Linked DNA regions of Homo sapiens: region 1 is linked to region 2. A link is an interaction called in ENCODE POLR2A ChIA-PET data of the cell type or tissue named here. Cell type or tissue: PC-9. All regions are shown on one strand. Each heading gives the region's core, and the rest is flanking DNA. Links, peaks and the distances in the headings are about the cores only. Region 1 overlaps PCAT29 (prostate cancer associated transcript 29). Region 2 overlaps THSD4 (thrombospondin type 1 domain containing 4).

The links. Peaks named below come from ENCODE experiments on the same cell type or tissue, not always from the same donor. Only the 100,000 strongest peaks of a DNase experiment are listed, where the experiment ranks them.
Region 1: POLR2A ChIA-PET joins it to region 2 with 6 read pairs; 1 of 35 experiments calls an interaction of 5 or more read pairs at or near these places.

The regions. Positions count from the first base shown.
Region 1 is chr15:69,648,750-69,665,001 of GRCh38, reverse strand. The region is part of intron 1 of PCAT29 (prostate cancer associated transcript 29); the gene reads right to left. Among named protein-coding and RNA genes, the nearest start is that of PCAT29, 65 kb to the right of the region's middle. In PC-9, for the core only: no CTCF peak of the experiment used is centred there; no DNase peak of the experiment used is centred there.
Region 2 is chr15:71,328,811-71,345,062 of GRCh38, reverse strand. All of the region lies in intron 6 of THSD4 (thrombospondin type 1 domain containing 4), which reads right to left. It also overlaps the pseudogene RPL17P39. Among named protein-coding and RNA genes, the nearest start is that of THSD4-AS1, 150 kb to the right of the region's middle. In PC-9, for the core only: no CTCF peak of the experiment used is centred there; DNase peaks (open chromatin) are centred at 7,532 and 8,172; H3K4me3 peaks cover 636 bases; H3K27ac peaks cover 2,500 bases.

The DNA of each region.
Region 1 (16,252 bases), core at 7,019-9,518, 1.7 Mb after region 2:
GACACCACGGCTGCGCCTCCTGTCATTAGCGCCTGGGCTCCTGGTGCCAGCCCCACAGCCAGCCCACCTTCCTTTCTACCTGCCTCAGTGCCTCCCCTACCCCTACCACCCCTTTTTGCCATGAACCGTAAATTACATGCTGACACCTTTAATTTGTGCAAAGTATGCCTGGCTGCGCCTGGCACCAGCAGCCGGCTGCTATAATAAGGTCAATCTATATTCATTGTCGCAGCACTTGATGTGCCAGATAACACAGGGAGGCAGCGCGGTGGTGGCTTCTCCGGGCTGGGGGGTGAGGTGGGGGTGCTCACTGCCTCTCATCGCGGCCTGGCACCAGTTGGCTCATCACTTATGCATGGCATGAGCAATGTTATGATTTAGCTAATCACCATCAGTTATTCATCCGATGGCTGCCTAGAGACGACAGTAGCACACGCCTGCCTGCCCAAGCCAGAGAGGGAGGCCCCTGTCCACTCGATGCCACAGAAAGACCACCCAGGGGGTCTGACTGTCCTTTCTGGGGAGTGGCCCCAGAAAGGGAATAGCCCAGGATTATAGACTCCTGGGCTTGAGGAGGAGAAGCTGCTGAGGGTGCCCTGTGGGCAGGCAGGGTCACTGATGTGATGTTTCTGGATCCTAGGGCCCAGCCAGGAATGGGCATCTCACTGATATGTCACACGGCAGGAGCCCAGGCTTTGAAGTCACAGAGTTCTGGGTTCTAATCCCCACTCTTCCACTTCCAAGTCGTGAGAGCTTAGTCAAGTCACTTAACCTTTCTGGGCTGCAGTTTGTCAACAGCATAACAGGGAAACAACTCCATTCCTGGCAGGAAGAGTGTACAGATGCAAAATATGGAATGCGTCTGACATAGTAGGCACTCAGTCAATGGCAGCTGCCAGTATCACAGCCCTAGGGCATCTATCACATGCTTGATTGAGTGAATGTCTGCTTTCAGTGGGGAATACAGATTCAAAAGGCTCATAAGGAATGGGGCTGGGACCAACAGGTGAGCCCATTTGACACAATACCCCCTGGCATGAGGTTATGTTGAGACAGGTCTCAGCTTCTGACGTGTTTGAGTAAGAGGAGACCAAGAAGCATCGAATCCATGGCTGAGGAAGGCCAGAGGCAGGCACGAACCAAGTTCTCAGCCTTCAGCAGGCTGGAGGCAAAAAATGAAGCTTAGTGGCCCCAGCTTATAGAGCTGAAGGGACTTGGAGATTGTTCAGCACAGCCCTTCATGCTAGAGATTGGGCAACAGAGGCAGAGAGGGTATTGGCTGGTCCAAGGTGGTCCAGCCAGTAAGGGGCAGGGCTGGAGTCCTGGCCTGGGCTTCTGACTTCATAGCTCTTCCTGCTGCTCTACAAGACAGGCCCAAAGAGGGGCAGAGGGCCATCAGACTTTGAGGGGATGCCCTTGGGATTATCTGAGTCTTCTCTCTTCCTGGATGCCCAGTCAGGAGTGCACAACATATGCTCCTAGCTCTGTCCACAGCCCTGTAGGCAGTGGGAGGGATGGGTCAAACCCTCAGCCTTCAGTGGGTCCTCAGCTTCCTTAGCTGCACAATGGACGCAAGAGCATCTGCTCCTAGGAGCTAATGAGAAGATTAAGTGAGACCGCCTGGGCAGACCAGGTGAACAGTCTTTTCCCTTCCAGCCAACGAGCTTAGAGTCTAAAGAAGGTAGTCAGGCTGACAGCAGCCTAAGAGGTTACCTAAATCTAGCTGTGCAAAAGCAGCCAAGTTGAACAGTTAATTCTGCAGCCTGAAAACAGACTCAGCAAACACCTCACTGTCCCAGCAACATGCCGACTCTTCCACTACCACACCTTTGTCCACTCTATTCCCCGCCCCAGGAAAGCCCTGCCTATCCTCACAGATCCCCATATCCAGCTCATCCGCCCAGGTCCTGCTCAGATCCGCTTCCTCCAGGAAGCCTCTTCTCTCTCCTGGGCATCAGTGATGCCCTCCCCTACCTGCAGCCCCCACCCCTTCCTGACTGAACGTGGGGCTCCCTCTCTAACCACAAGTGATTAGGCCCCACATTCGAAGCACTGGGTGAGTGATCCATTATTTTAGAGCTAAGCAGCCTTAGGCCTCTCTAGGTCTGTACTGCTGAGCCGCAAAATGGACAGGCAAAGGTGGCATGGTGTATTCTTGGTGGCCCCAGGCATCACATTCCTGAGCAAACTTTCCAGCAATGTTTGGGCTCTGCAGGGAACATAAAGGCTAGGCCAGTGGGCATCTCTATGGAAACTGGCCTGAATTTCCCCCATCTCTCTGGCATTTGTTTAAAGAAATGCAAATGTTCTCACCAACCTGGGCTTGTGCCCTGAGGTGTCTTCTCGTTGCAAGAAGGTAATGTCCCTGTCCCACCTCTGCCCAGCCCCTCTCTGCTCCTGCCCCCAAGGCCAGCCCAGGGCTGGTGGTTTTGTGCATCTTCCCATGTAACACAATTACCCACACACCTGTGCTGCGGGCACCTGCCAAGCCACAGCATGGTGTCCAGTGCTCAGTTGCCCTCGAAATGTGTTTCGTCTCTTATCTGCAAAACTTGGACAGCGTGGAGGGCGGGGCCTCCCACCACAAGTGAGGCCATCAGCCTCCTACTACCAACTGGTGGGTTTGCCTGGCTGGGCACTCCATGCCCATCAGCCCAGGCACAGCTAGAAAGCTCCTGCAAGTCCAGGGCTGAGCCCATACCCCTCATTCCGTAGCATCCTATCACCCACTCAAAAGTGACCATGACACCATTCTGCTTCTGAGGAACTTGAAACCACACAGATGTGGAATCTAAGCCTCCCACAGAAACTGAGACCTCCAGCCTCCAGGAACAGCACCCTCTCTCGGTGCTGGGGACTCAGACCCTGTCATTACAAGCAAGCCCATACCCTCAGCCTCTGTTTTGAACTCTCCCTAACTGACACCTGGCTGCCCCCAACACACCAGTTCCCCCTGTTTCCTCTCCCACGCCCCCACAGACCCTGGGATTGCCTTTTCCAAAACATTTGCCCTCCCTTTCCCTTTCTAAGTGCCATCCTCTCTGAATCCATGTCCATACACTCTACCTGTCACCACTGCCCCACCGGGTTGCACCTCACATTCATCACAGACTTAACTGACACATCTGCCCTGTCTTCCTCCCCACCCTCATCCTATCATCAGTTTTGGTGACTTCAACATCCACTTTGCAGATCCACCCAACACTGGTGCCTCTCTCTTCCTCTACCAGGTCGGTCCAACCATTTGTCACCCTCCTCCCCACCTACTCCCACGGGCATCACATCTTGTACCATCATGAACACGGCACCATCCACACAATCTCCACTTCAAACATCCCACCGGGAGACCACCTGTCATCCTTCCAGATGACAAGTGATCCCTCCGCCTCGCCAAGCCCTCCCACCCCTCACCCTCCTCTGTCACCACCATCAGCCCTCTGCCATCACATCCATCTTTCATCTTCTTTTCTCCCCTTACTTCTTCATACTTAAAGACCATGCTCAACCTGGGTTAAATCCAACTACCCACCTACTCAATGCCTGCACCCACACAGCAAAATAAAGGTAGAGAAAAAACAGACTGGCTTCCTCTAAATTCATAGCCTGAAATCTCAATTGGGCCCTGGTGTTGTTCCACAGCACTGCTACCGTTGTCTTGCACGTTCCCATTCTCCAGAGCAACTGTCTCAGCCTTTCTCCTCTCCCCACACCCCTCACTACCCCCAGCCTCACTTGCCTCATGCTTTGCTCAGGAAATAGCATAAATCAGAAAAGTCATCTTCCCATCGTGAAACCTGGCAGCCTCCCTCCTGCTCCTGTGGATGAAGGCCACTGCTCTGCCCAAGGCCATTCCCTCCATGTGGGTTTTGGATCCCACTTCTGTTATCTGAACCGTAGATACCTCCTCCTTCTGCACATCGCTTCCTCTTTCTCCATTAGGTCATCCACAACAGGCTGCTCTAGGATCTCCTGTGATAAACAAACAGCTCCATTGGGCTCCACTTCTCTCTCCAGCTTCCATCTCAATGTTCTGCTCCCCTTCACTGCAAAAAGTGTTTAAAAAATCGTCTGCACCTCCTGCCTCCACTTTCTTAGTGGGCATTCTGTCCCCATGGCTTAGCTGACTCAGCATTCATCATGTCACCACCGACCCCTAAGTGTCCAGTTCACTTTCTTTTCCTTTCACTTGAACTTTCAGCAGTGATTGATTCAGGACCTCTTCCCACTTCCTATAATGCTTTATACTTGGCCTCCACTGCTCCCTCTCCTGGGTTTCTTCCTACTCCCTGTCTGCTCCTTCTCAGTCTATTCAGCCAACTCTGCCACATGTCCCAGTCTCTATGTGCAGGATAATCTCAGGGGGAACCCCCCGGCCTCTTTCTTTTCTTCTTTCCCAATGGTCCCAAGATAACTTCATCCCATCCAATTGCATCAAATACCAGGTCTCCGTCATTGACTCCACGCCTCCATCTCCAGTCCTGGCTGCTCCTTGGAACTCCCAGGGTGTGTATTCAACTGCAGGAGAATGACTAGGAGCCATCTCAAAATTAATGCATATGGCTAAAACCAAACTCTTAGCTTTTGCTGCAAACTTGCTCCTCCTCCCTGCTCCCTAGACTTCCCACCTCTGTCAATGACATCACCACCCACTCAGGTGCTTAAGCAAAATATCCCAGAGTTAGCTCGAATTCCCCTCTTCATCCCGCACACCCAAGCTATCAGCAAGTCCCTGACCATCCCACCCCCAACACACATCCCAGTCTGTCCACATTCCTCCTTCTCCCCATGGCCACCCCAATCTGGGCCAGCACTGCCTCACTGCTGAACTAAAGTCTGTCTCCTGGGCATCAGTGATGCCCTCCCCTACCTGCAGCCCCCACCCCTTCCTGACCGAACGTGGGGCTCCCTCTCTAACCACAAGTGATTAGGCCCCACATTAGAAGCACTGGGTGAGTGAGCCATTATTTTAGAGCTAAGCAGCCTTAGGCCTTTCCGGGTCTGTATTGCTCATCTGCAGAATGGACAGGCAAAGGTGGCGTGGTGTGCTCTTGGTGGCCCCAGGCATCACATTCCTGGGCAAAGTTTCCAGCAATGTTTGGGCTCTGAAGGGACCATAAGGGCCAGGCCAATGGGCATCTCTGTGGAAACTGGTGCCTCTAGGCTGAAGGAGGGTGGACCCCCCAGGCCAGGCCCTTGCCTTCACTCTTGCCCTCCCAATGCACTCACCGTGAGTCAGCCAGGGTCAGCTTTGTACAGTGGAAATCAGGCCATGCCACTTCCCTGCTTAAAACCCTCCAGTGGCTTTCACCACCTTTTGAATGGAATGGAAACTTCTCATCCCACACAGGGCCCCCAGCGCCTACTCCTTTCCTGCTCCACCATCCACATTGTGGCTTCTTCCCTCCTGCTCACAGGGCAGCATTCCAGACAGGCAGGCTGGGAAGGGAAAAGGGCAAAATGGGGCCTGCCGGGGAGTTTATCCTTTTTCATCACAATAGTAATAACTTTTCTGGGATCCCCATCTAGGAGACATCTGCTTATAGCTCACTGGTGAGACCACATCACATGGACACCCATAGCTTTAGGAGAATTTGGGAAACAGAGTTTGTTTGTTCGTTCATTTTAGAGATGGGGTCTCTCTCTGTTGCCCAGGTTGGAGTGCAGTGGCACAATCATAGCTCACTGCAGTCTTGAACTCCTGGACTCAATCGATCCTCCTGCCTCAGCCTTCTCAGTAGCTGGGACTAGACGCATTCACCAACACACCTGGCTAATTGTTTTAAATTTTTCATAGAGACAGGGTCTCGCTATGTTGCCCAGGCTGGTCTCAAACCCCTGGTCTCAAGCAGTTCTCTTGCTTGGCCTCCCAAAGCTCTGGAATATGTGTTTTTTTTTTTCTTTAAGAGCTGCCTGTTGCTGCCCTAAATAAAAGTGGAGTCACCTAGTAAGGCAGAAATGGAGAATACAGTGACTGGTCCACCAGTGCCACCCAGACAGACTGAAAGTTCCATGAGGTGGGGCTGTGCCTTCTCTTCTGGGACAGGGTCAGATTTTGGAATCCTGTGTTCAGTAAATAGCTACTGAGGAGCTTTTCCTTGCCAAACCCCTTGCATGGCCCAGCATTAAAGAGATGAACCAGACATCTTTCTTTCCCTGTAGAGGCTCACTAAGGCTGGGAGAGAGGCTGCCCAGCAAACTGTGGCATGTCAGGCTCCGCATAGGTGGACACAGAAGGAGCCCTAAAGGCACAGAAATGCATCCTGCATCCTCCCAGATCCATGCATCCTTCTTGAGAGAGAGGAGGCAGCTCCACAGAGAGGGGCCTTGACGTGTAAGCAGGAAACAGAGAAGGCAGAAGGAGCAATATGGTGATGAGGGCGGCATGGCCCAAGGCTGGAGATACGCACACGCACGCCCTGTTCGGCAACTCATGAGCAGTGGGGCAGAGTTGCAGTCTAAGAGGAGGAGAGGCGAGGAGGGGAGGGCAGCTCAGGTAGGAAAGAAGAAAACCTAACTGTGAAGGGCCTCAGAAGTCACACCAAGAAGTTGACATTTTACTGTAGCAGTCATCAAAGAGTTGTCAGCTGAAGGGCAATAAGATCAGATTTGTGAGCTTTTTTGTTTTGCTTTGTTTTGTTTTGTTTTTGAGGCAGGGTCTCGCTGTGTCACCCAAGCTGGAATGCAGTGTCACAATCACAGCTCACTGCAACCTCAGCCTCCCGGGCTCAAGCAATCCTCCCACCTCAGCCTCCCAAGCAGCTAGGACTACAGGCACATGCCACCATGCCCAGCTAAATTTTTTCTATTTTTTGTAAAGATGGGGTCTCACTATGTTGCCCAGGCTGGCAGATTTGGGTTTTAGAAAGGACATTCTGGCAGCAGTGGGTGAAGTGGGTCAAGAGATGGAGGCAGGGAGATCACGTAGGAGGACATTAAAGCAATCCTGGTGAGAAATCAAGAAGGCCTGAATTAATGGAGAGGGAGAAGAGATGGATCCTGAAGGCAGAGTGAGAGAGTACAGAACCACCAGGAAAGATCAGGCACTGGCCTTTCCCTCTCCTTGGAGCTCTGCCCCCACCCCCGAGTCCTACCCCTTCTATGCTCCTGTGTCACCAGGTTCTTTTTCGTTATGCAACGGACCAGACTGAGTGGTGCTACATTTTTTGGGTGACTATCTCCCTCCCCTCCGGCTGTGAGGCCAGAGCATGTCTGATTTCTCATCACTGCACCCAGTTCCAGTTCCAGTACCCTCCCATCATTGCTGATGGGTAGTAGAAACACAGTGCACGTTCACAGGAAGGATGGACCATGCAATGGTGATGATGCGGCAGGAGAAGGGGTAAATGCCATTCTCAGAGCTCAGATTGTATCCTACAAGGGCCAGGAAGACACAGGGAGTTTTAAGTATAGAGGGGACATGGTCAGCCCTGTGTTTGAGATTAATCCATCTGGCAGCTGTGGAAGATGTATTTGAATAGGGCAAGACTAGAGAGAGGGGGACCAGTCCACAGCTAGTTCTAACACTGCAGGCTAGGGAGGATGGGACCTGAATTTGGAATGAGGAAAAGGAATAGAAAAGAGGGATCAGCCTGAAAAGTAGCAAGGAGGTGGGACTGGTGAGGTCTGAAGATAAACTGGAAGACGGTCAATTGGTTGGTGGCTTAGGCAACTGGGTCTGTGATGTCATTTGCTGAGATTGGGCAGTGGGTCAGGGGGAGGTGCCAAAATGAGCTCCACTTGGGACATGTTGAGGCTAAGATAACTGTGGAGCATTCTAGAGAGAAATGCAATAGGCTGGATATGTGAGACTGAAGGTCAGGATGGAGCCTAACACCAGAGGTAGAGATTTGGAAGTCATCGGCTCCAAGAGGCAGTGACTACAGTGACATGGAAGACCGGGAGTCACCAGGAAAGGCAGTGTCAAGAGAGAAAAATAGCAACTCAAGGAGACAGCTATTAAAAGTGCCTACCTTTGAGGGTCTGCAAAGGGAAAGGACCCTTCGAAGGGACAGAGGAGAAAAGGAAACAGGGGGAAACCAGGACAGAGTGGTGGTGTCCCAGGTGCCGGTGAAGAAGTTCAGGAAGGATGAATAGTCAACAGGGTCAAAATCAGTAGCAAGTAAGAGACCTAAAGTTCTCTGCTGGATTTGGCAACATGAAGGTCACTGGTGACCTTTGCCAAAACAGTTTCCATGGTGCTGGGGGTGGAGTCATGTTGCTTCAGGCTGAAGAATATGTCAGGAGTAAGAAAGTAGAGGCAGCTTAGTTAGTTAATGGCTTTGTTACAACTGATATTCCATCTTCTTCCAAAAAAGAGCAATTGCCCAACTGTAAAATATACATTACAATGATCACAGAACCTAGAACAGTGCCAGGCATACAGTGCTACCCGATACAGGTTAGGTATATTTGCTTCTTTTTTTTTTTTTTTTTGACAGTTTTCTCTCTCCCCCAGGCTGGAGAGCAGTGTGTGATCTTGGCTCACTGCAATCTCCGTCTCCCCGGTTCAAGTGATTCTTCTGCCTCAGCCTCCCAAGTAGCAGGGATTACAGGCGCCCACCACCGCACCCAACTAATTTTTGTAGTTTTAGTAGAGACGGGGTTTCACCATCTTGGCCAGGCTGGTCTCGAACTCCTGATCTCATGATACACCTGCCTCAGCCTCCCAAAGTGCTGGGATAACAAGTGTGAGCCACCGCACCTGGCCAGGTATATTTGCTTCTTATATTAATAGGCATACATCCAATAAAGCTGTTAAAACAGAAAATTAAAAACCATGTACAGATACAGACCCAAAAGAATTCGAAGTCGGGATTTGAACACCCATATTCCCAGCAGAATTATTCACAATAGCCAAGAGGTGAAAGTAACCCAGATGTCTATTGATGGATCAATGGATAAAGAAAATGTGGTATATACATACAATGAAATATTATTTAGCCTTTCAAAGGAAAGGAGGGGCCAGGCGCGGTGGCTCATGCCTGTAATCCCAGCACTTTGGGAGGCCAAGGTGGGTGGATCACTTGAAGTCAGGAATTTGAGACCAGCCTGGCCAACTCCTGACCATGGTGAAACCCCATCTCTACTAAAAATACAAAAAATAAATTAGCCAAGAGTGGTGGCGCGTGCCTGTATTCCCAGCTACTCAGGTGGCTGAGGCAGGAGAATCGCTCAAGCCCGGGGGTGGGCAGGAGGCTGCAGTGAGCTGAGATCACATCACTGCACTCCAACCTTGGCGACAGAGTGAGACTGTCATAAATAAATAAATACATACATACATACATACATACATACATACCTACATACATACATAAAAGGAAGGGAATTCTGGCACATGCTACAACATGGTGAACCTTAAGGATGTTATGCTAAGTGTAATTAGCCAGTCACAAAAGGACAAACACCGTAGGGTCCCATGTACAGAGGTGCCTAGAGAAGCCAAATTCACAGAGACAGAAAGTAGAATGGTGATTGTCAGGGGTTGAGGGGAGAAGGTAATGGGAAATCATTGTTTAATGGGTATAGGGTTTCAGTTTGGGAAGATTTTAAAAAACGTTCTGAAGATGGATGGTGGTGACGCTGCACAGCAATATAAATGCATTTAATATTGCTGAACTATATACTTAAAATAGTTTTTAAAAAGTTTTATGCTATGCATATTTTACCACAATAAAAAATAGACATATACAAAGAAAAAGAAAAATATATATTACAACGTGGGCTAATACAATTGCTAGGATGGAGCACTTCATTTTGTCTGAGCTTTCTGGTAACCAGGCTATGAAGAGAAATGTTTGAGTCTGGATCTTTAATAAAAGAAAAAATATTGCAGATGGATGGTGGTGATGGCTGCACAGCAATATGAATGCATTTAATGTTGCTGAACTGTACACTTAAAAATAGTTTAAAAAAAAAATAAGTTTTAGGCCAGGCACATGGCTCACGCCTGTAATCCTAGCACTTTGGGAGGCAGAGGCAGGTGAATCACCTGAAGTCAGGAGTTTGAGACCAACCTGGCCAACATGGTGAAACCCCATCTCTACTAAAAATACAAAAATTAGCCGAGAGTGGCAGGCACCTGTAATCCCAGCTACTTGGGAGGTTGAGGCAGGAGAATCCCTTGAACCCGGGAGGCGGAGGTCGCAGTGAGCCGAGATCGTGCCATTGCACTCCAGCTTGGCAACAGAGCGAGACTCCGTCTCAAAAAAAATAAAATAAAATAAATAAGTTTTATGCTATGCATATTTTACCACAATAAAAAATTGACATGTACAAAGAAAAAGAAAAATATATATTACAATGTGGGCTAATACAATTGCTAGAATGGAGCACTTCATTTTGTCTGAGCTTTCTGGTAATCAAGCTATGAAGGGAAATGTTTGAGTCTGGATGTTTACTAAAAGGAAAAATATTGCTGTTTCCAGAGATCTCAGTGTCCAGCCTACCCCCAACCCTGGCCAGGACTCAATTATAGCAGGCATTTGCCTTAGTGATCCTTATACAAGAGGCATTGGATAGCATGCAGGACAATGCAAAAATCAACAGTAGTCTCACAGAATGCAAAGGCACATTCATGACAACCATTTGTGGTGGTGGTTCTGGAAGAAATGTGAGAGAAAATCAGTGAAACCTAACTTGAGAGCCTTTCTGGCGGGAAGGAAGTTAATGAGGGCTCGAGATGAAGATTTCCAGGAAGGAATTTGGAATTCCCAAAACACATATTCACTTAGTGGTGCCTGTAGGGTTTCCCAAGAGAGGTGTCCTACAGATTGGGTTAAAGATGAGGATCCAGATGTCATCAGTACAGAGATGGTCACTGTAGCCAGAGGTGAGAATGCACTGTCCAGGGAGAGTGCAGAGCCCCAGGGGGGCTGCTTCATAGACACCCCCATTTCCCAGGGCCCACTCAAGGACTGCAGAGCAGGCAGTAGCTGGGTATTTTTAGTGGCCATGCAGGAGTGAGAACTCACATCCTCTGACTCGCTGTCAAGTGTACTGGCCATTGTCCTGGGCACTTCTCTGTTCAGGAGAAAGAACACGATGCTGGTCATCAGGAGGCCTGGTGGGAATCTCATGGACACCACCTCTAGCTTTGTGGCTTTGGATAAGTTATACAGTCTCTTGCAAACTCAGGTTCTTCATCTATGGATGGTAATAACAATTTAACAGTTCCTTCCCTGCTCTCCTTACAAGCTTATTGGGAGCAGAAGGGTGGCTTGAGAGGACTTTAGTCTGTGCTCACCTCCTGTCTCCCTTACAATTTCAAACATATATCAGTCCAAGTGCAAACACTGGGCTCACTGTATAAGAGCTGCTCCAGAAAGTCCCCAGCCTCCTTTCCTATTCACTGACCTCAGATCCACTAGTGGATATTCTCAACCTGCCCCTTGTTGGGAGATCAACTATCATGAGCCCTGTGATAGCAGAATGCCACCTTCAAACTGCTGACACACATGGGCGATTGTCATTCTGTGTCTCAGAGTCTGTTCCAGCTCTCAGGGCAGCAGGGATGCCTTTTGCCAAGCCAGGAAGCTTGGGAGAATGTTGTCTACAGTTCAAACATGCTGCATTTGATGAACCTATGGGCATTTCAGTTGAAGAGACCTGGGTGGTGGTTTCACATAGAGGCCTGAAATCCCCAGTAGGTCTAGGAAAGAGAAATTTGATAAGCATCAATATAGAGGTGGAAGTGGAAGTCATCAGTGGGACCCTTTCCAAAGAAGTTTGGAACTAAAAGTGCAAATGACTTTAATAATGAGATAGCTATTGGGCATCAAGAAGGAGCTGGGGGAAAATTCAGACTTAGAGTTTTCTATGAAAGCTAGAATTGGCACCACACCCAGTCACCCAAGCCTGGCCTGGGTTGCACCCTCACCACGCGTGGCTCAGGGTGCTTGGCATAGGAGAGTCTGCAGAGAGCAGCCTTGCATTAGGTTGGAGTGACTTGCTGGCCAGACTCTTTCAGACACATTGTCTCTTAAAACCTCAGCCTGGATGGCTATGCTCAGCAATCATGTGTTTAAAAAGCAATAAGACTAAATGCTTTCCCGTTTCCCCTTTGAGAGACCATGTATGATAAATGATAGGCAATTTCATGGTTGGAGTTTCAATTTCCGAAAATATTAGTGCTATTCCCCAAGCTCCACTTCAGAGATAAATTCTTTTTGGCAGCCTCCTCCGTTGTCTCCTAATTCCCTGATTCTGAATATATTTGGAGGTTTGGTGCAAATTTCATCAGCTCAGTCCCAGCATCTACCTGTCTGGTCTGCTTTGGAAAGGGTGTCACCCACCTTCTACTCTTTCAGGTTCTTTTTATATTTGTTACAAGTCCATGGTTATTTATTAGGTACCTCCTATGTGCTCCCACCTCCATGCTAAGTATTATGGTGGATGTAGGGAGCTATAATCAATCATTCAATCAACAAACATTTGTCATGCATCCAGACCCTTCAAGCTCAAAACCACAATTCTACAGAGCCTCTCTAATACTTCCTGCTTGCTTCACACTGTCTCCATTTCACAATGGGGAGAACTGATTTCAGAGCTAACCTAGTAACATCAGGGTGGACTAGAGTGATCAGTGGCAAGGTAGGAGAGGGTGAACATTGCGTGGACACCTACAATAGGTCAGGTGCTGGACTGAGTGCTTGCCAACCCTCTGCACAGGAGTCTAAGCTATTTATCTTCACAAAACTCAAGGTAGGTGTTATTATGACCATTTTACGGATGTGGGAACTGAGGCTTAGAAAGGCTAAGCAGCCTCCCCAGGGATTCCCATTCCACTGGACAACACTGCCTCTTCTGATGTCCTGATGGCAGCAGGCTGGATGGTGTCCCAACAGTCATTTCCAAACCATGCAAGTGTCCTTCTTTGAAAACATCAAAGCACCAGTCAACCACAGAAAGAGAAAAACCTACCTTTGCACCTTGATCTCCCATTACTTTGTACTCTCTGCCTGCCCCAGCCCCAGGCTCCTGCTTAAGTTTCCCATGCTAAAGTCCTCAGAGCATCACCCACACTCCAGGGCCCATTCCCTGCTTCCTCTCATGCCATTGCCTTCTCTTCCTAACCAAGCACGCCCCATCATAGGTCAGTGAAGACCCCGATGTCAATCTCTCCTCTCTCCCCATTCACTCACCCTTTAGAGGGGTCATCTCAGGCCCAGGATGATGTTTCTTTCTCTCATAATCGCATGGCTCCCTTGAAGAAGACTGAGCACAAAGCAGGTATTCCAAAAAGCTTGAGGAAAGTACCGGGGTGAAATGTGCTGGAGTGAGACTAAATGAGATGAAGTCAATGAGAATCGAGCAAACAGTGTGGACTGGGGCAGGATGTGATGGAATAGAAGCAAGAAGAATAGTATGGTACAGATAGAAAGAAGTAGGACGAAAAAAGCAAACTAGAATGGAACAGAATAGGAGAGGATGGAACAGACGAAGCGAGTAGAACCAGACTGGAACAGGCTGGAATAGAATAGAACAAGATGGGACAGAATAAAACAGGACAGAGTAGACTAGACCAGGTCAGAACAGAATGGAACAGGACAGAATAGACTAGAACAGGATGCAGCAGAATAGAATAGGATTCAGCAGACCAGCACAGGGCAGAATAGTTGCAAACAGGTCTGAACAGAATAGAGTGCAATAGGATAACAGGGCTGGAGCCAAATGGTACATAACTGGATGAAATGAAATTCACTTCATTCATTCAACAAATGTTTGTCAGGTGCTACTCTGCACTAGGTAAGGAAAACAGAATAGTCCCTGCCCTCGTAGAACACACTGTCTTGTAAAAGGAACCAAAAAGACATAAGTAATTATTAACACATGTATAGTTAAAAACTATGAGTGTCTGTGGAAGAATAAACAGATTGCCATGATCACAAATAATAGGATGAAAGAAATAATATGATAACAAGGAAGTCAGGAAACTCCAACCTAAAGGATAGGGAGGAGCCAAAGACACTTGAAGGCACTTTGGGAGGCCGAGGCGGGAGGATCACAAGGTCAGGAGATCGAGACCATCCTGGCTAACATGGTGAAACCCCGTCTCTACTAAAAATACAAAAAATTAGCCGGGTGTGGTGGTGGGCACCTGTAGTCCCAGGTCCTCGGGAGACTGAGGCAGGAGAATGGTGTGAACCCAGGAGGCGGAGCTTGCAGTGAGCCGAGATCGCGTCACTGCACTCCAGCCTGGGCGACACAGCGAGACTCCGTCTCAAAAAATAAATAAATAAATAAATAAAATAAAATAAAAATAAATAAATAAAAATAAACAAAAACACTTGAAGAACCAGGGAAGAGCATTCTGGGCAGAAGGATCAGCATGTACAGAAGCCCTAAGGCAGGAAAGTGTTTGGCCCATTCAGGGAACAGAAAGAAGTTCAACATGAAGCAAGGCACAGAGTGACAACAGAGGAGGGGGAGAGGTGGGCAGCAGCTAGACGGCATAGGGCCTAGGGAGTTCATTCTAAGTGCGATGAGAAGCCACTAAAGGGAGCAACAGGGGCTGCTGTGTGTTTCATACTTCCTCCTTAGCTGGTGCAGAAGAATGAGTTAGGGCAGGAGACCATTTAGGCATCCACTGCAGACATCCGGGCAGTGATAAAGGTGGCTTGGAGTAGAGAGGCAGTGGTACCAGAGGAAGGAAATGCAGCCAGGTAGAAAAGTGTTCTGAAGGTGAACACGGCTGGCAGGATTTGTTAACGTTTTGGACGTAGGACTGGCAGAATGGGAGGTCTGGAGGATCTGCTGGAGGTTGGTGCTTTCGTTTCCAGGGATGGGACTAAGGAAAAATGGTTTGGGGAGGAAAATCAAGTTTCCTTCTGGAGATGCTCAGGTTCAGTTGCTTGGGTGGTATCCAAATGGAGACATAAAGTAGATTTGGAGATACAAGCCTGGAGCTGGAGATGTGAAATGGGGAGTTGTCAGCAGGTAAATACTCGGCAATGCCTTGGGACTGGATGGGCTTAATCATGCGGCAGTGCAGTGCAGTGCAGTGCAGAACTTTCTTGGACTCTTTGGGGTGCTTGTTGAACATGCAAATTTCTGGGCCCCCAGGCTCCCCAAAAGAGATGTCTAGAGATGGGGCTAAGGAGTCTATATGTTTGACAATCACCCCAGAGTGTCTGGATGCTATCTCACATGCGTAGAACACTGGTCTAAGAAAAGATTAGAGGAGGGCAGGGGCCCTATCACAGAAATCTGCACATTTGCAGATCAGTGAGGAAAAAACAGCAAAGGAGAAAGAGAGGAAATAGGCAGAGAAGTAAGATGGAAATCAGGAGAGGGTGGTACCTCAGAGGCCAACACAGTAGGGGCAAATCAGGACCAGGTGATCAACAGTCTGTCTGCTAAGCATGATGAGCGCAGGAGCCATGAGATGCAGCCATGTGCACGCTTCCAGGGGAATGCTGGGGAGGAGTAAGGCAGGACTGAGTGCGGCAGAGGAGGATACTCTAGCGACAAAGTCGGGGAGGAGTTGGGGATTTCAGAATGGACAGAAGCAAGGACGTCATCCCAAATCAGTGGAAAACTTGGGAACAGACCCTCAAACGTATTTCACATATGATTTTATTCTGTCTGCTACCAGCTCCCAGAGTTCTTGGGCGGGCCAAGGCGAGCAAGAATGCTGGCAATCCGCATTCCTCTGCACACACCAGGAGGGCTTCCTTTTCCTGCCTTCCTACCTCCCAGCTCAGCATCCTCAGGTGACCCTCTCCTCCAGAGAGATCTCACTGCTGCGGTCTTCCCAATGCCCCATCTTCCTCCCCAGGCAAGCCCCAGCCTGTGCCTCTCTCCTTCTCTGCCAGAGCAGCTTGGAGGCTGTGGCCAATGTGTATTACCTGTGCATTCAAGCCTTCCCTCCAAAAAGGGAATTGCTGAGGGTGCAATTTTTTGCACACAGCAGGTTGGAGAGGCAAGAGGGCCTTTCAACTGTGGCCCAGATTATCCTGCCTACCCTGTAAGCAGCTGCCTGGGGGCCACGAAGAGCCTTGATTCTCACTGTGGGTAAGGAGATGAGATGAGCACATTTTAAAATACACATTCAACTTTATACTAGACTTTCATATTCATGAAAGGGAAACCAAAAACCTATTGCTTTCATAATACAAACCTCAAAAAGCAAGCCTGACAACATCTTCTTGTTGGTGGGGCTATCAGAAACAAACAGGGATTTCGAACTAAGGACAACCCCCAAGAGGGTCTTTCAGAATCAAAGTTGATGGATGTTGATGTTTTTCAAAAGGTT
Region 2 (16,252 bases), core at 6,851-9,350:
CAGTTTCCTTTTGGACTTTGTCTCCCGATTTTCTCTGTGACTCTTTCGCCCCCTCTAACCCACACACTGCTTGCTACCCATCTCCCACATGACCACTCACATACTCAGAATTCTTGGCTCACTTTTCTGTCATCATATCTAAAGGGCATCTCCCACCTTGGCAGATCTCACGATCTGGACCTGAGACACAGACATGGAGAGTACACCATTTTCAAAATCCTTCCCACGGCCCCAAAGATGCTGGCAGGCAAAGGCCACATTTGTTGAGTAGACCTTGTACATCCGTGGAAGTAGGCACAAGAAATCTTTGTGAATGCTCATGATACAATTTGGTGCTTCTACATTTCTTTTTCTGATTATGAAAGAATGCCCCTACCCGGAGCCCAGAGAAATTTTCACCCAATTTATTATTTTTCCTAAATTAGCATGTTTGGCATGAAACAAAGATATGCTTACGGCACAGTGCTGAGTACTGTGGAGGACATAAAGGATAAAGGATGTGAGGTCTGTGGAACAGGCACCCAGCCAGCCCCCTGCATGTATGCTCCCTGAGGCGTGAAACATGTTTGAAGAGGTCGTCAATGCTCCATAAGGTGGAAGTGGTGAGCTGAATGGTGCCCTCCCTTCTCCCAAATATGCCCAAGTCCTGACCCTGGAATCTGCACATATCACCTTATTTGGAAATAGAATCTTCACAGATGTTATTAAGAATCCTGGCTGGGCTGGGCACAGTGGCTCACGCCTGTAATCCCAGTACTTTGGGGGGCCGAGGCGGGTGGATCACGAGGTCAGGAGATCGAGACCATACTGACTAACACGGTGAAACCCCGTCTCTATTAAAAATACAAAAACAAAATTTAGTCGGGCGTGGTGGCGGGCACCTGTAGTCCCAGCTACTCGGGAGGCTGAGGCAGGAGAATGGCGTGAACCTGGGAGGCGGAGCTTGCAGTGAGCAGAGATCGCGCCACTGCACTCCAGCCTGGGCGACAGAGCGAGACTCTGTCTCAAAAAAAAAAAAAAAAAAGAATCCTGGCTGGGTGCAGTGGCTCACGCCTGTAACCCCCACCCCCACCCCACCCCCATCACTTTGGGAGGGTGAGGTGGGCTGATTGCTTGAGCCCAGGAGTTTAAGACCAGCCCAGGCGACACGGTGAGACCCAGTCTCTACACAAAATACAAAAAGTTAGCTGGGTGTGGTGGTGCATGCCTGTAGTTCCAGCTGCTCAGGACGCTGAGGTAGGACGATCATCTGAGCCTGGGAGGCTGAGGCTGCAGTGAGCCATTTTGCGGCTGCACTCCAACCTGGGTAACAGAGCAACACCCTATCTCAAAAAAAAAAAAAAAAAATCCTGAGATGAGATTATCCTAGATTTAGGATGGCCCTAAATCCAGTGACAGGTGTCCTTATAAGAGAAAGCACAGGGATTTTCAGTCACAGAAACACACAGAGCAGAAGGTCACTTGAAGACAAAGACAGAGGCTTGAGCAATGTGCCTAAAAGTCAAGGAAGGCCAGTGATTGCTGGGTGCCACCAAAAGCTGGAAGAGGAAAGTGAGGATTCACCCTCAGAGACTCCAGACGAAGCCAACCCTGATGACACCTTGACTTTGGACTTTTCCCCTCTGAGATGGTTAGAAAATAATTTTTGTTGTTTTAAACCACTAACTTTACAGTCATCTGTCATGGCATACCCTGGAAACTAATACAGCGGGCAAGGCAGGCTATTTATTATTTATCAATCAATCAGTAGAGACAGGGTCTATCTAATCTATCTAATTCATCTAACATATCCATCTATCTCTCTTTATATCTAATATATCCATCTATCTACCTACCTACCTACTAGAGATAGGGTCTCGCTATATTATGCAGGCTGGTCTTGAACTTCTGGCCTTAAGAGAGCCTCCACCTCTGCCTCCCAAAATGTTGGGATTACAGGCATGAGCCACTGGCTTAGTCAAGGCAGATCATTTAGGGGTGGACTTTGTTTGTCCAGAGAAGAAATAATTTTCCCTCCCAGCTCTGATAATACATGCCCAGTAAGCACAAAGGCTCTGGCATATGGGTAAAATGGAACCTTTTAGCATATGGCAAAGGCTGTCTCTTAAGACCCTTCTATATGCAAGATGGGCCAGTCGGGAGGAAGAGAACAGAAAAACTCGAGCACAAACGGAACTCAAAGACCTTCTGAAGCTCAACACTTGTGGACTGTCTCTGAGGATCTGGGTGTGCCTGGCACACACAGCCTCAAAAGAGAATTTGCCACAAGAAAGAAGACATCTAGTTGGTATCCAAGGACCCCCATCAGCTGCTGTGGGGTGGGGAGGGCCGCTTCAGGCACCGTCCATGGCTGAGGTGGGATCCCCTCCAACACGGCTGCCTGGAGAACAAGGACGAACATGTCAGAGTAGCCAAAGTGGCTGTAGCCACGGAATGTCCCCAAGGGCCACTGTGCAGCCACTGCAGGGTCTGCGCCTGCCAGGGCACACCAGGGCAGGGGCAGAAGTTGGGGGTGGGCAGGGGGAAGGCAAGGAAACCCGGAGTGAAAGCTATTAACCTGCATGGCGATCAGCTCAAGGTGGGGGTCAGAGAAGGGAGGGACTCCCATGCTGAGACTGCACCCCTGTTGTTTCTTCTCTCCTGTTTTCAGGCTGTCCTCTGACTTCAGGATCTCCAAGTGCCTGCAGGCAGAGGACCAAGAGTGCAAGCCCAGCACAAGCCCCCATTTCTTTCTTCTACGCATCATGTGCACCGTGAGTACTGTGCACTCCCCGTGGCAGTCTCTGTAACACAAACTCTCTCTGTTCCAGGTTCCCAAAGCGTATTTTAAAACCTCATCAGCTATGTTATTTTTAAACTCCAGGAAATAAATGGGATTTAGTAGATGTTATTAAATAACACCTACTGTCCCCCACCTTTTTTTTTTATGAAGAAGCGTTTCAGTCAATCAAAGGATGTATCAGTTTCTGCATCTGCATGTCCACCCATCAATCCACTTATTCTACCCCTCCCCATCTCCTGTTACAGACAGCTGTGACTATCCTCATCTACTGTTAACAAGAGTTAATCCTCTGTGGTAGGATATGGAGTAATTTTTTACTGTCTTCTTGGCTTTCAATTGGATTGTTTGAATACTTTATGTTGAACACAAGCTACTTTTAGAAAAAAAAATCGTTAGAGCATTAAGGTCATTATTCTAGATGAAATATAATAAAAACCTAGTAGGTGGAAATAAACCAAATGAAAGGAAAGGAAGGAAGGAAGAAAAGAGGGTTGTGAGGGAGGTAGGAGAAAAAAGGAAGAAAAGGGAGAGAGCTCTTTTCCTAAGCAGCCTGAGGTAATCTGTGAAAATGGTTCGCTATTCACTTGACCCGGAGAACCCCACGAAATCAGGCAAATCAAGAGGTTCCAATCTTCGTGTTCACTTTAAGAACACTCGTGAAACTGCTCAGGCCATCAAGGGTATGCATATACGAAAAGCCACGAAGTATCTGAAAGATGTCACTTTACAGAAACAGTGTGTACCATTCCGACATTACAACGGTGGAGTTGGCAGGTGTGCGCAGGCCAAGCAGTGGGGCTGGACACAAGGTCGGTGGCCCAAAAAGAGTGCTGAATTCTTGCTGCACATGCTTAAAAACGCAGAGAGTAATGCTGAACTTAAGGGTTTAGATGTAGATTCTCTGGTCATTGAGCATATCCAAGTGAACAAAGCACCTAAGATGCACCGCCGGACCTACAGAGCTCATGGTCGGATTAACCCATACATGAGCTCTCCCTGCCACATTGAGATGATCCTTACGGAAAAGGAACAGATTGTTCCTAAACCAGAAGAGGAGGTTGCCCAGAAGAAAAAGATATCCCAGAAGAAACTGAAGAAACAAAAACTTATGGCACGGGAGTAAATTCAGCATTAAAATAAATGTAATTAAAAGGAAAAAAAAAAGGGAGAGAGAGGGAAGACAGAAGAGACAATAGAAAAGAAAAGGCAAGGCAACAAAAGAAAAAAGAAATGGGAGAGAGAGGAAATGCAAGACACTGGGAAACAATGGGGAGACCATTACCTGCACATCTACCCCAGGAACTGTAGGGACCAGTGTAGACCCTCCCAACCCGTTTTCATAAGTGAACTCCCAGGGAAAGCTTATGAAAATAATCTCTGGGGCTGGGCACGGTGGCTCACGCCTGTAATCCTAGGACTTTGGGAGGCAGAGGTGGGTGGACCACCTGAGCTCAAGAGTTCAAGACTACCCTGGTCAACATGACGAAACTCTGTCTCTACTAAAAATATTAGCCAGGTGTGGTGGTGGGCACCTGTAATCTCAGCTACTCAGGAGGTTGAGGCAGGAGAATTGCTTGAACCCAGCAGGCAGAGGTTGCAGCAAGCAGAGATTGCACCATTGCACTCCAGGCTGGGTGACAGAGTAAAACTGTGTCGCAAAAAAAAAAAAAAAAAAAAGTCTCTGGATGCTCATTAAGGCCCAAACATGGACCTACAAAAGACAGCCTAGGAAGTGGAAGGCAGTCACAGCAAGGAAGCTCCAGAGGGTGCGCAAGCTCCCAGCACAGCGGAAAATGGGTCACACGGCCTGGCTCTTCCAGCTCATCCCTCATGGATTTGGTTTCAGGGTCCAGAGCCTTAAAGCTACAGGGTGGATGGCATTTTGGAAGCACCGGGTCTAAGCTCCCATTCAGAGTTCCAGGACTTCTACCATATTCTGGTCTTTAAAGTGACCTTCAGCAAGTCCTTCAACCTCTCTGAGCCTTGGGTTCCTCATCTATGAAATGGGGACGAGAGACCCATCCTGGCAAGATGTGAAGCCAAGGCATATGCCAAGGAGCAGGTGTACCCGCACACTGCCTCAGCAAGCACACGGTCCAGTCAGGGAGACACACAGTACAAAGCCAACCTGCAAACATCTACTGATTAAGTGTTAAGGTCCAAATGCAATAATGAAGCCTAGAAATTCGGATCAACATCAAGAATAACTAAGACTTGGCCAGGTGCAGTGGCTCATGTCTGTACTCCCAACTCTTTGGGAGGGCAAGGTGGGCGGATCACCTGAGGTCAGGAGTTCAAGACCAGCCTGGACAACATGACGAAAGCCTGTCTCTACTAAAAATACAAAAATTAGCCGGGCATGGTGGCACGCGACTGTAATTTCAGCTACTTGGGAGGCTGAGGCAGGAGAATTCCTTGAACCCAGGAGGCAGAGGTTGCAGTGAGCGGAGATCGCGCCACTGCACTCTAGCCTGGGTGACAGAGTAAGACTCCATCTCAAAAAAAAAAAAGTTAAAACTTACTGAGCACTTATCTGCTTTACACATATTTACCATTTAATCCTCATAACATCCCTATGAGGTAGTTACTTTTATTATTCCAATTTTAGAGATTAGGAAACTGAGGCACAGGGCAATTAAGAACTTATCTCAAGTTATGACAGAGAAGTTCCTACCATACTAGGTAGTGCTGGGATTTTAATGCAGGCAACCCATCTCTTAAACACTACACCCCATACCTGATCGATAATAGATAATGTACGGCTCTCATTTTTAATGAGGTTATATTGTTAGAGAGTGACAAGGCAAGTAAAAAAATATAAAGTAATGCACTGTGATCAGCTTCATGGGACATTTGTGCAAAGTACAGAGGTGACGGTTGGGGGAGGGGATAATTAAATATCTGAGAGGGTCGGCAAAGATTTCCTGAGTCATTAAACTTGGGGGTTTGGAAGGATGAGTAGGAGTATTTCTGGATTAAAAAAATCAATAAAAGGGAGGCTCAGGCAGAAGTAACAGTTTGGGTAGACAGAGACAAAAAATACAAAAAACTCAGCATAGAACACTGAAAAAGTTTAATGGAGATAAAACATACTAAGAATGCTAAAATGCTATGAAGAACCCAGAGGGAGTTCTTAAGTGATATCTTAAGGGCAGAACACAAAGCTAACAAAAAGATCTCAGGGTAGGTGAGGTCAGGACAAAATGTCCTGAGAAGAGGCGAGGCCGCAGAGATGGCCAGTGGCTGGAGCAAGACACAGTGTGATGTCCTGCAAGGAGCCTGCTTTTAACTCGTAAACACTGGTCACTCAGGCACCTGTTTCTATAGAAACAGAGGTGACCTTTAGGACAGACAGGTCTTCACTGACAGCCCCAGAACTCCAACTCTGGTTTCCAGACAATGGCCAGACCCTGACCTCAGTTCTGGCTACATTAAACTGGAGATTTCAGTCTTTCATAGGTCCACTCGGTTGGGTAGAGTTGGAAGGTCTTTTCTCCCTTGTCCCATTTCCCCCTTCTCTTACCTCCCACCAAGTGTCTGTTGCTGCAAGAGGCCAGTTAAGGGTGTCTTTTCCTTCTAATAATCTCAGTGTTTGGGCACAGATTAACCAAGCCCAAACAACAGAACTAACTCAAAAACAAAAGCTAAGCTCCAGCCCTGATGCAGTGAATACACGTGTTTGTAACTCCTCTGTCAACTACCTCCTAACCTCCTGCCTGTCTCTAAAGACACCATAAAAGGAGAAATCAGAGCCGAAAGAACCTCACTGCAGAGTAGATCAGTGTATTAATTTATAACAGTTCACATACTCTCGGCATTACCTCATGGCCCAATTCTAGGATCCACGCGCGAGTATGAACTGGAGCAATGTGAACCTCCCTGATATCTATAAGTGTTCAGACTCCGGTCCAAAGAGTGTTTATCATGCTACATGAAGCAGACCCCTTGCTTTCAGATCTTCCTGTCCTACTGCTGAGTGTTCGGAAAGAAGCTCAGAGTGGGGCGGGGGGTGGGGGTACCTAAGCCATCACCTGGAGAATCCTCCCATTTCATGGGATACCAAGACTGTAGGATTGGCTCAAGGTCACACAGCTAATTAGGGAAACTCCAGGATTCAAAGCTCAAACTTCTGATTCTTCAGTGTTTGAAACCATATTTTGAACCCAGTTCTTAGAGAAAAATAAGCAGATAAGATTTTGGGGCATTGATGGGGGAACAGTTTAATGATAGAACAGGGAAGAAAAATATGAGCACAATTCTTTTCTAGGTACAACAAGGCATTTTACATACATTTTTCCAGTTAATCCTCATAATCCTTCCAGGAACTTATCAGCTCCACCAGTTTACACAGGGAAGCGGCTGAGGCTGGAAGGACCAGAAAGTTGCCCACAGTCATTAGTAAATGAGAGCCCCATTTGACCTTCGAATTGCCCATTTCTGCCTACATCACATTGCATGCAGAAATCACTTTCCTAACCTTTACTCAAGCCTGCTGGGAACGTCTCCGGTGGGCTCAGCCTCTACTAGGTTCACCTGGGGTATGCAAAGGCCCTCCTCAAGTGTTCAGGCAGAGCCTCATCTTCCAGCCTGGCTGAGGGGCCCTCTCTCCCAGGGCCCAAGTTCTTGAGAACCTCCCAGAGCCCAGTAAGAATTTGCATAATTAATGACCTGCGGGCCAGAATGTCCAAGCCTCTCTCACCCCATCCCTGACTGGGAAACCTTTTAGCTATTTATCAGGCCAGACCTGTTTATCCAGTTTCCATTTGGGACAACTTTTCACATGTTAACTAGCTGATCCTTGTTAAGCTAGGGTTTGGCTCACAAGGCAAGTATTTGCGGTTTTTCTCCTGGGCTGAAACACTGAGTAAGGAGCATCAAGCCCTCCAGGGGCAGGTTTCCTCCCACTGCCTCAGGCTCTGCCCACTTTTCACTCCTGGCTCCCACAAGGGCATTGGGCCTGGCTCTACCCTCGGTCCCCCTGGACTGGAATGCAACCACATGCTGTATGTCCAGGTGGGGCCACTCTAGACCCTACCACTGGCCTGGCTGCTGCAGCCACTACCACCCCTTACAGTTCTTGGGTTGGAAAATGACCACTTCATGTTTTCAGTGTTGTACCCAACTAAGACACATCCACATGCACAGACTTCCTCTGCCTAGCCCAGGACCAAGGCGGTCACTACATCATTACAGTCCTTCTCTTTCCTCCTTGCCTCCCACTTCTCTCCAAAACAAAGCACATGCATGCACGCACACACTCCCTCTCCCCTCTCTCTCTGATTTAGCCCAAGGATTGGAAGGCCCTCAAGTAAACTGTGCCTTGCAAAAACTGCCCTTTGCCACCCTAAGGCATGTACTAAAATGTGATCAAAGTTACCTTCAGTTGACATGAAGGAACAGCATTTTCCACCGGTGAAAGTGTGAAAGTCTAGCTCGTTTTAACAGGTTTGACAGGTTTGTATGTCATTCTTAGACTCTCTCCTACTTCTTACAGAAAAATTAGATTGGGGTTAAATCCATTTACTGCTTCAGACACTGTATCCAAATTGCCAAATAAGGGAAAATAAGTTGTAAATTAAAATGATACTTTAAGGAACAGAAATGATAAATTTTTAGATTTGGGTTTGGAAAGCACCTCTTACAGAAATATAACACTTTATGTCTCTTAAAAAGTCTAATTCAGTGATTTGAACATGTGGTACTTCAAAACAAACTCAGATATGGTTCCACGTGGAATATAGTTCATGACCAGTGATAACTCCAAACATTCTGGATACTGATCTTCAACTTTAAGAAAAACAATCACACTCAAATTACTTTTTTCCCTTAACAGTTAAAATGATAAAGTATAAAATTCCTTGCTTTAAATATTGCTAATTAGAAATTTTAACTTTTCTATAACTTGAATTTGAATCTCTTCTGTTTAAATGACAACTGAATTTCAGATTTAACAAAATATTATGAACTCATAATAAAGGGTATTAATGTATTTGTTATCTACCACTTCCTTCCCTGTATCTTTGGGCCCTCACCACTCAGACCAAGGTTGTAACATTTTTATTCTAGAAGTTGAAAAACACTGCCCTAAATCCCTTGATTAAAAACATTCTAGAAGCTTGAGCATTTTGTGGGGAGAGGGAGACAGTGTGTGAACATGCCTCACATGTGCTGGCTGAGCAGGGGATGGCCTCCATCACTTTATTTCCTCTTCCTAATGGATTGCAATGCGAAAGGCCATCCACCGAGGTGATCTCTCCCCAATGATTGAGATTCTTTTTTTCATTGACTGTGTTCTGCTGCAGTCCAGCCCCTCAGGTTTGGCCTTCCACATCATTCCCCGACAACCCACCCCCATGCCCTTCTCCAAGAAGGATGACCTCAAGTGTGAAATAATCTCCAGCATCTGTTTGGGGCTTTGATTTTGTGGGTTTATTTTACACATCCTAATTCTGCAGGAAACTCCCTGCAGATGTGGAGAAGCCCTCAGTTACTGACCCCTTGTTAAAAGAAACAGCCAGAAACCAGAAACATGACCAGGAAGATAAACAGCTGTTGAGGTCTCAGCTGCTCTCCAGAGTGGCATCATCTTCGGAAATAAGCCTTGCATTCATCTTCACCGAGGAAATTGGGCCTTGAAGTTCATTTAGTTAGAGATGGTAAAAGCATGGCACACATACCTCCCACCCTTCTCTCGCACCCGTGACAGACATCACTCATCAATCATTATATCCTTTTTCTCTGGGTCTGAAATCAGCCCCAGAATTCTCCTCAAAAAGGGGTCCAGACAAACTCTGTGAAACCATATTAAATATATTTGTCATTCTAGAAGTCTAGGTTCTAAGGGATAAAGATTCTGAAAAGAAAAATTAAATAAAATCTGTGCATTTTTGTTGGGAGGGGTTGGGGAGAGGTTAGGGGGTACTTGGTTCAAGTCCTAAACAGAGTAGGAAATTCTGTTTCCTTGAAATACCATCTCAAAGCCCACAATACTGATTTAAGAAAAGAGCCCTCAACTAAAAGCAGAAGAAGTTGCTGGGGCTGACAAGTATTTGCATTTCCTGAACGTGAGCTGTGTTCCAGGCACTGCTCTAAGCACCTCACATGTATTGTCTCATGTAATTAACAGAAGATGATTCTGATGCTAACATGACCCAGGATTCAAGACTCATTTCTCAGATCCAACATGTTTCACAGATGAGTGCAGCACAAGTCACACAAGACAGCTGCCTGCCAAGAGTGCGCTCACCCTCCCCAGACCTGAGCTCCATTAATTCTGCTCAGGAAGGAGGGCCTTTTTCAAATCCAGCACAGCCCTGGCCCATCTGCTCCAGTGTGTCACTTAGCCATAGTCTGTTTCTGAATGTGCAGCTTCAAAAAGAAGCAGATTTTGTAACGGATTCCCCCTTTGTCCCAGATAGACAGCACAACCTCCATGAAAGATGTGCATCTTCCTTCTTCCAGTGAAGAAGTTCTGCTGACAGTTCTGAGCACTATGAGGGCCACAGGTCTATCCTGCAACAAACATATCAGGCTAAGGGCTTACTTTCAAAGAACTAGAGAGAGGGAGGCTGGTTTGTTTCTTCTCCTAGGCTTGGGTCAGACACTGGCAAACTGACTCATTTGCCTTGATGGGCTGGCATTTGGCCGCAGCCTTGGTCAATGCCAATTTCAGCGTTATTTGGCCCTTGGGGATTGTCCATGGGTCCTGGGTGACAGCCATGCACCAACTGCCCCCAGAGCTGGGGAATGAGAAAATGACATGAACAATGATAAAAATAAAAATGAGAGCTACTGACTGTATTGGATGTTTAGTAAGCACTCAGAAAATGTACCAAAGGCTTCATATACACTCTCATGCTGAATCCCCAAATTCTTCTGTGACCTGTTCATCTAGAAAGCTGCCGATGTCCACCTCTTAGAGAAATGGTTCTGTGGTAGTCGAGTGTCGGTTTCAAAGCTAGGATTTTGAAGAAGTCCTTTAACTCTGTTTCCCCATTTGTGAGAAGAGATTACCCTTATGTTTCATGTTATGCATCATGAAGAAAAATGATCCACAAAAATATGCCTTGGCTATTCTGCAGAAAAGAACAAAGTAAGTTCTCAGTTTATGACTGTTATGGTTGCTGATATACTGCTCTGGCTTCCGGTTTGCTGGGTGTATCTTATCACACTGTCCTCCATATGTGAATCCTAAACCTTAAAAACAATGTTTCTTTAGATACTTTCATCAACTCAACTCGAAACTAAAACAACAGGCTGGGAGGCAGTGAGTTTCTTGAGGGCAGAGGTTGTGTCTTACTCATCTCTGAATTCCACATATTTGGCTTAAAAGAAACAGGCAAAAATGTTATTTGAGGATAAAGACCAGAGGGAGGTTGAGAAAGGGAAGAAAGAAGCCACAACCTTCTGTAGCATTATCTTGTCAACGAAAGTTCATATATTTTCAATAAGCATCTACTAAGCCCCGTAAGAGAAAAAGGTTTGTTGTCTGCTTGGTACTACCTTAAACATTGGGTGTTTGATGCAGACGCTGCCTTTACTGAGTGGGAAATAGCCTTGAGTAAAGTGTGAAGCAAGACTTCAATAAGTCCTTAACGACAGTCACAACCATTTGTACCCTCAGTCTGGCCGATTTTTGGAAAAATAAAAAATGCCCATGCTGATGCCATGGGAATGTCCCCTAAGATCACTGCCTTTCTGCACTCTATCAGTTGCCAGCCACTCAAATCTCCAAAATTATAGATGCCAGAATGACAAGGCTCTTGGCCAAGAAAAAAAACAAAGGTTCAGCCAAATTAGAGTATGTTGAGGGTGAGAAAGCTAAAGTCTAAGAGGCCCACATATCAGAAATGGGAAACTAGAATAGACATCTGTTTGGAATCTCCATGGGCAATTCTCTATGACCACAGTGAGCTTAACAACTGCAAGGACAGTAACAAGGGGGCTTTAGGTTGACTCTGCCACTCCCCACTTCCCCCATAAATGCCTGCTCTGAAAGCCAAAACTCAGAATGCCCCTCCCAAGACCCTTTCAGCCTAGAGACTCCAGAGAAAGGAAGCTCACACTCTTGGGCTGAGCTGCTAATGCCTGCAATGCACCTGCTTTTCTAGCCACAAGTGGCTCTTTATGCCCCCACCTCGTGGGCAGCAAAAAGGGAAGATGTCCTTCTCACCTAAGCATCCCAGCCTCCCCATAGGAACAGCACTATTAGGGAGGCCTAAAAGGGGGGAATACCCAAATGGAGTCTAGGTGAGCTAGACCAGATACCAAGCTTAAAGGCAGAGGTGTCCGATCTTCCCTGGGCCACACTGGAATAAGAATTGTCTGGGGCCACACATAAAATACACTAACACTAACAATAGCTGATGAACTAAAAAAAAAAAAAAAATGTAAAAAAATCTCAATGTTTTAAGAAAGTTTACAAATTTACATTCCGTCTTGAGCCACATGTGGCCCACAAGACACGGGTTGGACAAGCTTGTTTAAAGGGCTCAGCTTGCAGTTAATGAATTCATCACTCAAATATTTGGCGAGTACTCTCTGCATATCAGGCATAATTCTAGGTATGGCAAAAGAGAGAGAGAGACGTCTGCTGTCAGGTTGAATGGTCCCTATCTTAAGCCTGTGACAGCAATCGGGCCATAAAATGTTAACATCACAAGACTTCAACCGGGGTTCAAATCCGAGGCATGCTGCAGTCTAACTTTGTGACCTTGGGTACCTGACTTCCCTGTTAAGGGAAGGATTAAATTAAGGGGCAAATTTGAAGGCCAGGAGCAGAGTCCTTTTCTCCTTCTAGGATTCCTGATTCCATGTCTAGTTTACTCCTTCTGCATTTTACAGCCAAGAATATACACACAGACACGTACCCATGTACACACATACATCATCCTTTAAGTAAGACTTACCATACATTCATCTCTTATCCTTATAGCCGTCTGGCAGTGTAGGTATTTGTGGTACCCATGAGAATCAATGCTCTTCGCAGACCTCCAACTACAGGCAATGAAATTGACCAACGGCTCCAGCTGCTGTGCTCTGAAATCCATCACTGTAGCTGTGTGGGCACCAGACTGCACTTCTCATGGGCTGATTCCAGAGGCAATAGCGGAACCCAGCAGGGGTACTGAGACAAACCTATTCCTGGGAGACATGGGACTCCTCTGACAGCTGAGTTTGGCTGCAGGACTCCCTGATGGCATTGTGGACCCTCCTTGGCAATCTAGGACCCTTCCCTACAACTGCCCCTTCTTCTTTCCTTCAGTAGAGATCAGACTTGCATTGCTATCTGACCATTCTCCTAACCTGTTTCTTTTAATAAAATCCTTGAATGTACAGTCCTGTCTTGATGTCTGCTTCCTGGAAGATGCTGACAAACAGAATTTTATCATGTCTGTATTACAGATGAAAAAGCTGAAGTTCAAGGGACAAGTAGGCAGTCCAATGTCACGGGGTGGGGAGGGGGGGGCAAGGAATGCATTGTAATTCAATATTAGCTATTTGTGAATCAAAATGCCACAGAGGCCTCCCATTCCCTCCACAAAAAGTCCTGGAGATGGGCCCTGAGGTGTTCCCTGTGAAGCAGTATGCCTTTCTCCATTTCCCTAGGTCCTACAACTCATTAGTGGTGGGCCAAGAGCAAAGCCTAGGTTTTCAGCATCTAAATCAGGGGTTCCTCCTCCCGGCCCACCATGCTCTGGGGGCCAGACTGCAGAGCAATCCCAGCTAGAGTGAAGCTCTGCAGCTCACCCCGCCCCATGGTGCCTGTGGAGCCACAGCAGGTTTTTGCATTTAGTAAGTGTGTTTGGAGACAATCATTTCATAAAAGTTAATCTGTTCTGGGCTGGAGCCAGCTGAGACTGATAACTCCAAGTCTCCCCAAATGAGAACTTCAAATGCAAAGTCACATTTCTTCCCAGTGATCTTGGCCGCCTGAGACCTGACTACCTTCAGAGGAAACCAGGCATTCATGTATCCACATCCAAATTTTCTTGGCCTATCCCAGTTGGAGATTTCAGAGCTGCTTCTTCAATGCCAGAAGAAGTACGAGGAAGGGCAGCCGCCCCTCTGTCACCATCACAAGCCAAACACACTCCATCTGTACCTAGGTGGCTGGGGAGACGCCCAAACAGCACCTCAGGAAAACTAATCAACACTGTCCAAATGGCTGCAGCAGAAAACTAGAAGGGGAGACAAACAGCTTTGCCAGCCAAAGGCCACTGAGAGGAGCGCAGGAGAAATGAGCTCAACGCTCTGTCTACACCCGGGAGCCACACAGGTGGGAGAGCAAATTAGCACAGCCTCCCTCCTTCCTCGACAAGGCCAGATCGCCAGTGGCACCCGGTAAACGGGTTAGTGTCCATGTCACTCAAACCTCTGCTCTGTGTGTAGACTGGTGTCTGTTTTATTTGAAATTACTTACCAACCTAGTCGCTCTCTTACTCTTGGCAACCAACAGAGCGATGGACTGGTGACAGCAGCAGCAGAGGCAGAGAGAGAAAGTGAGAAAAAAATGAGTGGGTTTATATGACAGTATTGTACATCAGAAGGAACAAAGCATAGGACTGTTCTCTTCACCTGGGTCCTGGAAGAATTGAGAGGGGCAGGAAGGAAAGCGCTAACAGTTATTGAGGGGTTTACTGCATGCCAGACACTGCTAATGGATTTACATGCCTTATGTCATCTAATCCTCATAGTAACTATAGAAAGCTGATACTATTGTTATTACTTCCATTTTACAGAAGAAGAAACTGAAGTTCAGAATGGCGAAGCAACTTCCCCAAGGCTTCCCAACGAATCACAATCCTGGCCTGGATTTTAGCAGAGTTAGTGTAATTTGAGAGCATCCTCTACTGACGATGATACACAATTCCCCATGTTTGTTGAATACCTACCGTGTGCTGCGTGTTTTAATTAATGACAACTGCATGCCATTCTTAGAATAGCTTTAGAAAGTACATGTCATACCCATTTCTGAGGAGTGGGGACTGAGACTCAAAGATGAATTTAACAAAGGTCCTATAGCTAGGAAGTGGGGGAGCTCAGATTGAAAGCACATCTGAGTGACTCCACAAGACCACAAGGCCCTCCTCATAGGCACACCCAGGGCAGCTCCCACCCCTCCTCGTTTGGCCCAGGAGGGCACAACAATAAACAATACTAGAACAATCATGGTGGTCTTTTTTTTTTTTTTCCTTTGGAGACGAGGTCTTGCTCTGTGGCCCAGTTTAGATTGTGCAATGGTGCTATCACAGCTCACCGCAGCCTCGACCTCCCAGGCTCAAGCAATCCTCCCACTTCATCCTCCCTAGTTGCTGGGACCACAGGCACGTGCCACTATGCCTGCCTAATTTTTTATTTTTTGTACAGATGAAGTTTCACCATGTTGCCCAGGCTGGTCTCAAACTCATGGGCTCAAGAGATTCACCCACCTTGGCCTCCTAAAGTGCTGGGATTATAGGCGTGAGCCACCACGCCCAGCCCATAGCAATAATGGAACACTGCCTGAGTTATTTTCAATGTGCTAAGCACCCTTCATTTTATTGTTACCACAGCCCTGTCTGTGAGTGAGTGGCTTGACCTCAATTTCACGATGAGTAATTCGAGGCTTACAAGGGCAGGGCACACAAGTCACCTGAGCAGAGCTGGCGTCTCGGGAATGTCCAGCATACTGCCTGAGACATGACATCTCACAGGGGACAACATCGACTCCGTCCTCTCCTTTCCACTCAACAGACATTCGCCTTTTGGCTGAAGAAACTCTCTAATGCAAGTTGTTAAGGAGGCAGCAAAGGACGTTTCAGGGTTTCATTCTAAGCAGGTTTCCCTAAAAGAACCTTCTAGAAGTTATAAGCAGTGTGGGTCACTCAAAGGTCTGGCAACCTTTCTCTCCAACTTGAACTTTCCTCAGGCTGAAGCCTCCCACATTCTGCCGCAGACATCTCAGGAAACGTCTCTGTCCTTTCAAGTCCGTGAGATTCCAGCCGAGGCCTGACCTCACACTCAGCCTGGCCCGCTCCCTGTCGCCAGGCAGCCAGTTCCTTGTTTTTCCTCCCATAATGATGGATACAACCTGTCAGGAAAGCTGGGAATATTCTTAGCTCCTAACTGATTTTTATCTAAATTTAACTCTGAGCCACAGCACAGCACAAGCAGACTTGCATCCAGAGGGCAGCCAACATTTTCATGGCGACACATCACAACGGAGGCTTGGTATTTCTCAGATGCCCTGGCTTGGCTTGAAGCTAAAATAAGACAAATGGCTCTTTAGGAAAAAAATCTTGATCTTGTAGTACTAGAACCATCAGACTGTAGAGTTGGAGAGAAACTTAGATTTATCCAGCCTCATTCTACAGATCAGGAAACTGAGGCCCAGCAAGCACGGGCCACTTGAACCGCAAAGCTTGGTCTTGCTTTTTTCACAATACCACATTGCCTCTAAGGAACACAATGAGCAAATTAGATGGGACA